Regions from separate parts of the Homo sapiens genome. Here all the other regions are linked to region 1. The links are chromatin contacts, found by Hi-C or POLR2A ChIA-PET in ENCODE. All regions are on one chromosome and are shown on one strand. Each heading gives the region's core, a stretch centred on a gene start or an enhancer-like site at or near the end of the contact. The rest is flanking DNA. Distances are from core to core; before and after follow the strand shown.

Region 1 (2,700 bases), core at 117-2,616:
GGGGTTAGCTCCACATGAGAGCCCCTGCCTTAGTCACCCGCTTAAGACTTCAGACCCCCACCCCCTCGAACTAAAGCCCAACTCAAAATCCAAGGACAGGCCTCCCCACCAATGGCCATTGTCCAGAGACTGCTTGCCAGCCTGGATGTCCACTTGGGTTTGCTGCTCTCTCCACCCCTCTGTAAGGAAGGCAGCATATAGTAGAAACAATTAGCAGATAGACCTAGGTTTAAGCCATGGCTCTCCCACCAAAACTGGGTATCCTTGGTGCTTTGACCACCGTTCACTTGCCTGTCTCTTCTACCACTCTTCCCTACTTGGGAGCAAGAAATATTCAGTTGTTTTCCTGTATCCACAATGAGTCAGTCACTGTCTACCAAATGATACTCTCTAAAACTTAAGTCCTCACATTTGTAAAATGGTGATTAAATCACCTACCTCAGAATAGTGAAGATAAATGAGGGGAAAAAATTACGTAAACTGCCTAGACTAGTGCCTGGCCCTTCTTCCTCTACTGTATCTTGGATTCCCAGGGCCAAAAGTTTGTCTGTACTGAACTACACAGCCCATCCTGGAGACATCATGCCTTGCTGACGGGGTCTGTTCCACTCTAGCAGTCAGACTGACTGCCAGTTCCTGGAACTCTACCAATAAAAACAGATACGACTACTCTCCTCACAGGTGAAGGTAGTGAATTTCAAGCAAATGATCTTTGAGCATATACTAATATTCTAGATTGAAAAGAGAGGGGAACTTTGGGGGAAAAAATGCTATGCTATGAAGCTGGAGGCTTAGAGAAGAAATCCCAAGTCCCAAAAAGTGGCTGAAGATAATCTGCACTGGAGCCTACAGAAGGGCCAGAGACATGAAATGAATTGCCTTTGGTCACATAGGAAGCTGAAGGCAGAAATGAGCTTAAAACTCACCACTGTGGTCTCCCTAGATGGTACTTTTTCCGTCCTTCAGGGCAGATGCACAGTGCTGAAGGAAAAAGGAAGTGAGGCATAGGAGGCTCAGTAGAGTGGCAGGGAGAGGCACATAGGGACATCAAGTGGCACTTACAAAGTTTCTGTTTGGTAAAGGTGACTGAGGGATAAAGCCAGCCTTTAGTTTCGTAGGGGCCTTATGTGCTCTGGCAGTTGAGGGGCAGAAACAAGTTCAAACTGGCCAGAACAAGTGTCAACAGTTATGGAGGGGAAAGGTATAGGGTGTCTCAAAGTATCATAAGCCCCTCCACCCACAACATCAGCTGCTTTGAGTGATCAAAACCTTCTGCCTACCCATCCCCAACTTCTCAACTCATACTATGATCCAGATTTTCTACGGTATCTGTCTTTTCCACTAGAGGGCCCTCAAACTTAAAAACTAGGGGTGAGGTATAAGGTATAGAGAAGAGAATAAGAGCTTTGTCCAGGCTGTGCATGGTGGCTCCCATCTATAAACCCAGCAGTTTGGCAGGCCGAGACAGGAGACCACCTGAGCCCAGGAGTTCGAGACCAGCATGGGCAGCCAAGTGAGACATTGTCTTTATTAAAAAAAAAAAAAAAGAAAGAAAGAAAGAAAGAAAAAAGGAAAGAAAGAGAAGGCTGAGTGTGGTGGCTCATGCCTGTAATCCCAGCACTTTGGGAGGCCAAGGTGGAAGGATCACTTTGGGAGGCCAGGAGTTGAGGACCAGCCTGGGCAACAGAGCAAGACCCGTCTCTATTTAAAAAAAAATTTTTTTTTAATAATAAAAAAACTTAAAAGAACAAATTAAAAAAAATTTTTTTAATAATAAAAAAATTTAAAAGAACAAATTTTTTAAAAAGAGTTCCGTCTCCTGAGGAAGATCTGACTGATGAGTCTTTTCTTTATTCTACTCACCATATTCTACTTATTATATTCACCCGAACTTCTGAGTTAAGTGACTGGCCCAAGGTCACGCAGCTAATAAAGGCAAATCAGGACTTGCCTGTGTATCAAGTATCCTTTTATGGCCATGACTGCTATGGTTTGAATGTGTCTCCTAAAGCTCATGTGTTGGAAACTTAATCCCCAAAGCAACAATGTTGAGACAGGGGACTCTGAGAGGCAACATTAGTGCATGAGGGCTCTGCCTTCATGAATGGATTAATGTCATTACTGCAGGAAAGTGTCTGCTATCTTGAGAGTGGGTTTATTATAAAAGTGAGTTCAGCCCTCCCACTCTCTCTCACCATGTGATGCCTTCTGCCAGGTTTTTATGCAGCAACGTGGCCCTCACCAGATGCGGGCGGCCCCTTGATCTTGGACTTCCCAGCCTCCAGAAGCATGAGCCAAACAAACTTCTATTGTTTGTAAATGACTCAGTCTATGGTATTCTGTTACAGCAGCACAAAATGGACTAAGACGGTGACTTTCAGCCTGGCACAGTGGCTCATGCCTGTAAATCCCAGCACTTTGGGAGGTCCAGGCAGGTAGATCACTTGAGGTCAGGAGTTCAAGACCAGCCTGGCCAACATGGCAAAACCCCATCTCTACTAACAATACAAAAATTAGCCAGGCGTGGTGGTGCACGCCTGTAATCCCAGCTACTTGGGAAGCTGAGGCACAAGAATCGCTTGAACCCCGGAGGCGGAGGTTGCAGTGAGCCAAGATTGCACCACTGCACTCCAGCCTGGGTGACTGAGTGAGACTCTGTCTCAAAAAAAATAAACTAATTAAAAAAAAAAAAGAAAAAGA
Region 2 (2,700 bases), core at 134-2,633, 180 kb after region 1:
AAAATTCTAGACAGAAAGAAAGAAGCCCCTTATCTGTTTGAAAGGGACAAAGATGAAAGAAATAAGCCCCACAACTAACAACCTAACAGAATATCAAACGCTCCAAATCATTTAAACAATACAAACAAAGTGTGTTCCGTAAAAGGCATGATAAAACACACTCTGCAGTCAAACAAGCTTAGGAAATGCTGGATCACATCAAGTTACAACGGTCATTTAGGGAGTCCAGTTGTCTAGCTTCCAGTTTCACCTCCACCATCAAGTAGATTACTTAATCTCACTAATAACCCTCATGATAACAACACGCACCTCATAGGGTTATTGTGAGGATTAAAATGAAGTATGTATGTAAAGCACCTGGCACAGGGCATGACATGTAAATGTTGGTCACTGGTATTACTTACTGCAGGACTTCCCAGATCCTATTTTGATAGGAAGAAAACACCGACACCTAACTGGCTCACCAAAAAAAAGAAAGGAAAGAAAAGACAAGAAAAACCAACAAGACACACACCAACATCTGTAAAACACAGCTTGGGAGAAACCAATTTAAAACCACCTGATCATTTGGCCAATGCCAGCTTCATCAACCCCTGCCCTTGGCTGATGCTGGCCAGCACTGGGGCACAAAGAAAAGAATATGAGGCTTGGTATCAGTAGACCAGGCCAGAATCCCAGCCCTGAAGGTGGGTGTCAGGTAAGTTATTTCACATCTCTGAACATGTTTGTCAGATGCAAGATGGGGGTGAAACCACTACCCTAAGGACAGACGAGAAAGATAATCACTATGCAAACACTTGATGAATATGAGCATTCTCTCCTCCGTCTTGCCTGTTTCCCCCCCGCCTCTCTTTCCTTGCCTGTGTCCAACATTGTCTCTGGGGATCTCTGCATCTTCTTGTCCCTGTCCTGTCCCCCCCCTTTTTTTTTTTTGAGATGGAGTCTTACACTGTCACCCAGGCTAGAGTGCAGTGGCGCGATCTCCGCTTACTGCAACCTCTGCCTCCCGGGTTCAAGTAATTCTCCTGCCTCAGCCTCCCAAGGAGCTGGGATTACAGGCGCCTGCCACCACGCAGTGGTATCCTGTCCCCTTTCCTAGCCCAGTATGTCTAAGAAAGAGTATACAGTTATGGCATGGTGGAGAAAAAGTTAATATATAACAGCAGCTAACATTTATGAGAAGCTTCCTGGGTGCCATGATTGGTGCTTTCATGGCAATGAAAAATTGATACTTTCCATGCTCACTAGTTCTTCCCAACAACCTATCTATGAGGTAGGTACTGTTACTGTACCACTTGAAAGGCCAGGGTATTGAGGCTCAAAGAGTTTATCACCTGCCCAAGTCATACAGTTAGGCAGTGGCAGGCCTGGGATCAAAGCCAAGCTGCCTATCTGCAAAGGGCATGTTCTTTCTTTGCAGAAGAGCGTCTACCCCGCACCAAGCAGGCAGCTGGGCCTGCTTCTGCCTGAGCCTGGGGATCTGAAAGCCCTGAAGGCCTTCCCCTCCCCATGGACCCCACAAGTTAGCAGCAGTCTGGCACCAAGGGCATTCAGCGGGCTGCCTGTTCTGCCCACAAACTGTCCACTAGCGACAGTCCAGATGGTATGCAGTAAAAACCTCTACCTGGAAAAAAATTTTTTTTCTAGTAGATTTTAAATTGGTTAAAAACACATGGGATAAAAATCCAACCATTATTACCATCCTCTCTACACTTAGGTCGATGACTCTACATAGCTGGAAAGTTTGCTGTGAGCTTTTTTTCTGTTTTAAAGAATAAATGTCTTCTTCCCTCACGTCTACCCTAAACCATAAGCTCCTCCAGGGTGGAACCTCCATCTTTGTGCCCCTAACAGCACTGAGACAGGGAGAAGGGAGGGGCACTCCATAACGCCCAACTTGACCCTGCCATTTCCTCATTTGTGGGTGCCCCCGTCCTCTCACCCTATAATGGCTTCCAGATCTTTTCCCAGGTCCTAAGACAGCCTTTCCTCCACATTCTGGAGGACCCAGGGACCAAAGCTACAAGAACCTCTGTCACTTGCCCACTTTTTTCCTGTGTCAACCCACACTGGAATTGCTAGAACCCTAAAACCAAAGGGTCAGGGGATTATTATTAGGGACAATGAGCCTAGGACCTCCCCTGTGACTATACCTGGAGGGAAGTAGCAGAGACCCAAAGTAAGCAGCAGATTATTCCAGACTGGGTCAGCAGGCGTGGCCCAGGGCATAAGGAAGGAGAGAAATGGCCACGGGAGTCAGGGTCACCAAAGGGAACCCTGCAAGGCCTATCTGGGCTGCCTCCTCCTGCTCCCCAAAGGGCAGCTGATCAGGAAGAGAAGGGGTTTCACTTCCTAGACCCAGCAGGCAGCCCTGGAGTAGCTCTTGGTGATCAAGATAACTCAGAGCCAGGAGGGGGAAACCAGGATACTGGGAAGGAAAGTGACCTCCCCCTGGTTAGTGAGGGCCATAGTCATTCAGCCTGTGCCCTGCAATCCAAGGCCAAAGTTCTTTCCTAGACACCAGCCAGGCTGCAGAATTTCATTTAAACAGCGATCAGAGGCTAAAACTGAGCACCCATGCAGCCCACAGATATGTCTTCATTTGTCCCATGTCTTAAGTCGTGTCTTAATACGTAAATTTGAATATTACATATTACACATAAAAATCCAGATTTTTGGCTTCCTTTTGTAAAGATGGAG
Region 3 (2,700 bases), core at 24-2,523, 240 kb after region 1:
GGGAGATTGTCACAGAGTCTGACATAGTTTGTATCTGTGTCCCCACCTAAATCTCATGTTGAACTATAATCCCCAGTGCTGGAGGTGAGTTCTGGTGGGAGGTGATTGGATCATGGGGGTGGATTTCTCATGAATGGTTTAGGACCATCCCCTTGGTGCAGTCCTCAGGATAGTGAGTGAGTTCTCATGAGATCTAGCTGTTTAAAAGTGTATGGCGCCTCCCTCTCTCTCTATCTGGCTCCTGCTCTGGCCATGTGACATGTCTACTTCCCCTTCTCCTCCTGCCATGAGTAAAAGCCTCCTGAGGCCTCCCCAGTGGCAGATCTGCTAGCTCAGACACTATGCTTCCTGTACAGCCTGCTGAACCGTGAGTCAAATAAGCCTCTTTTCTTATAAATTACCCAGTCTCAGGTATTTCTTTATAGCAGTGCAAGAATGGCCTAATACAGAGTCAAAAAACACAACTGTGCCAAACAGCTCATAAACATGTCCTCACAACAGCAGTCTCAGGCCACCAACCACTCTGAAGGGAGAAAAGACACCACCATCTCCCCATCATGAAAACATGTGCCAGCTAAGGAAGAAAGGGTATTATCAGACAAAAAAAGAAAAGAAAAAAGAAAACATTTGCCAGCATATTGACCTATTTACAATGAGTTATCAGTGAGGAATGTCACAGGTAGGTGAACAATTCAAAGCAAAAACCAAAAGGCAGGCTGTGTAGAGTACTGCCTGTGGGAAACCCCAGGCAGGCTGCACCTGCGAAGGGCCCAGGGGAGCCCCATAGACCGCACTCTGAAACTACACACTAGCCAGGCGCACTCTGAAACCACACACTAGCCAGGCGCGGTGGCTCATGCCTGTAATCCCAGCACTTTGGGAGGCCGAGGTGGGCGGATCACTTAAGGTCAGGAGTTCGAGACCAACCTGGCCAACATGGAGAAATGCCGTCTTTACTAAAAATACAAAAATTAGCCAGGTGTGGTGGCTCACACCTGTAATCCCAGCTACTCAGGAGGCTGAGGCACAAGAATCACTTGAACCCAGGAGGGCAGAGGTTGCGGTGAGCCAAGATCATGCCACTGCACTTCAGCCTGGGTGACGGAGAGAGACTCTGTCTCAAAAAAAATAAAAAAAGAAAAGAAAAAGAAAGAAGCCACATACTAAATGCCTCCAGGCAGCAAGAAAGGGAAGGTGGGGTGGGAGCAGAGGTACCAGGAGGGCAGAGACTTAACTAGCTGGTGAGATGGGAAAGGACAGAATCTCACATGCTTCAGGGGCTGGGTTTGGGGGAGACATAGATTTGTGTCAGAGATTGTTTACCAATAGCCAGGAAAATTAAAATCTCCTGCCAGAAACAGCACCTGAATTAAGTCATCCAAGGTAACATCACCAGTAATAGAGCAAATCAACATCACATGCCTCCTGATATGACACACGGAGGAGGACACAGTATTTGTTGTGACATTCCTGACAAAAGTGCATGACCTGAATTTAATCATAGGGTAAAATCAGGCAAACCCAAACTGAGGACATTCTACAGAATAACCTGTCTATACTCTTCAGAAATATCAAGGTCTCGAAGACAAAGACAGAAGGAGGAACTGTTCCAGCTTATAGGACACAAGAGAGACGAGAGAGACATGACAACTGAATTCAACATGTGATTCTGGTTCAAAAAAACCTTTTTTTTCTTTTTCTCTAAAGCATGTTATTGGAACAATTGGAAAATTCTGAGTAAGGCCTGTAATTAGATAATAGAATTGTACTGATATTAACTTCCTGATTTCTTTTTCTTCTTTTTTTTTTTTTTTGAGACAAGAGTCTCGCTCTGTCACCCAGGCTGGAGTGCAGTGGCCCGATCTCGGCTCACTGCAACTTCCGTCTCCCAGGTTCAAGGGATTCTCCTGCCTCAGCCTCCCAAGTAACTGGGAATACAGGTGCCCGCCACCACACCCAGCTAATTTTTATAATTTAGTAGATACGGCATTTCGCCATGTTGGCCAGGCTGGTCTCGAACTCCTGACTTCAGGTGATCCGCCCACCTCAGCCTCCCAAAGTGTTGGGATTACAGGTGTGAGCCACCGCACCTGGCCTGATTTTTTTTTTTTTTTTTTTTTTTTTTTGAGATAGGGTCTCACTCTGTCCTTCAGGCGGGAGTGCAGTGGTGCGATCTCAGCTCACTGCAACCTGTACCTCCCGGGCTAAAGCAATTCTTCTGCCTCAGCCTCCTGAGCAGCTGAGACCACAGGCATATGCTACCATACCCACCTCTTTTTTTTTTTTTTTTTTTTTTTGGTAAAGACGGGGTTTTGCCACGTAGTCCAGGTTGGTCTCAAACTTCTGGGCTCAAGCAATCTGTCTACCTCAGCCTCCCAAAGTGCTGGGATTACAGGCATGAGCCACCGCACAGAGCCCAACTTCCTGATTTTGGTAACTATAGTATATTGCCCTTATGGAAGAGGTTATCCTTGTTTTTAGGAAATACAGGCCAGGTGTGATGGCTTACGCCTGTAATCCCAGCACTTTGGGAAGGCCAGGCAGGAGGATCACTTGAGGCCAGGAGTTCAAGACCAGCCTGGGCAACACAGTAAGACCCTGTCTCTACAAACAAACAAACAAACAAATTTACCTAGGAGTGATGGCGCCTGCCTGTAGTCCTAGCTACTGGGGAGGCTGAGGCAAGGCGACCACACCTGT

What was found. Hi-C counts contacts between places; a loop is a spot of excess contacts on that map. ChIA-PET counts read pairs that join two places held with the same protein, here RNA polymerase II (POLR2A). Pooled maps may share reads with other maps.
Region 2: a pooled map shows a loop between it and region 1 (2.4-fold over the local background). The contact joins two enhancer-like sites. A Hi-C loop is called at or near these places in 2 of 50 pooled maps. POLR2A ChIA-PET finds 5 or more read pairs at or near these places in 4 of 52 experiments (Caco-2, IMR-90, PC-9 and 1 more).
Region 3: a loop to region 1 is called in a map with no recorded cell type, with 5 times the contacts of the local background. The contact joins two enhancer-like sites. A Hi-C loop is called at or near these places in 2 of 37 single-sample maps with no recorded cell type and 2 of 50 pooled maps. POLR2A ChIA-PET finds 5 or more read pairs at or near these places in 3 of 52 experiments (CD8-positive, alpha-beta memory T cell, GM12878 and WTC11).

What each region holds. Positions count from the first base shown.
Region 1 is chr20:34,020,942-34,023,641 of GRCh38, reverse strand. All of the region lies in intron 1 of RALY (RALY heterogeneous nuclear ribonucleoprotein), which reads right to left. Among named protein-coding and RNA genes, the nearest start is that of MIR4755, 27 kb to the left of the region's middle. Within about 2 kb of position 1,366, at least 5 of the 41 ENCODE cell types and tissues checked have a DNase peak (open chromatin) inside an H3K27ac peak, as active enhancers do; they include GM12878, where a contact is called at or near this core.
Region 2 is chr20:33,838,479-33,841,178 of GRCh38, reverse strand. The region is part of intron 1 of CHMP4B (charged multivesicular body protein 4B); the gene reads right to left. Among named protein-coding and RNA genes, the nearest start is that of CHMP4B, 28 kb to the right of the region's middle. Within about 2 kb of position 1,383, at least 6 of the 41 ENCODE cell types and tissues checked have a DNase peak (open chromatin) inside an H3K27ac peak, as active enhancers do.
Region 3 is chr20:33,776,749-33,779,448 of GRCh38, reverse strand. The region is part of intron 10 of ZNF341 (zinc finger protein 341); the gene reads right to left. Among named protein-coding and RNA genes, the nearest start is that of ZNF341-AS1, 33 kb to the left of the region's middle. RefSeq lists enhancers at 92-386, 422-711 and a silencer at 802-851. Within about 2 kb of position 1,273, at least 11 of the 41 ENCODE cell types and tissues checked have a DNase peak (open chromatin) inside an H3K27ac peak, as active enhancers do; they include GM12878, where a contact is called at or near this core.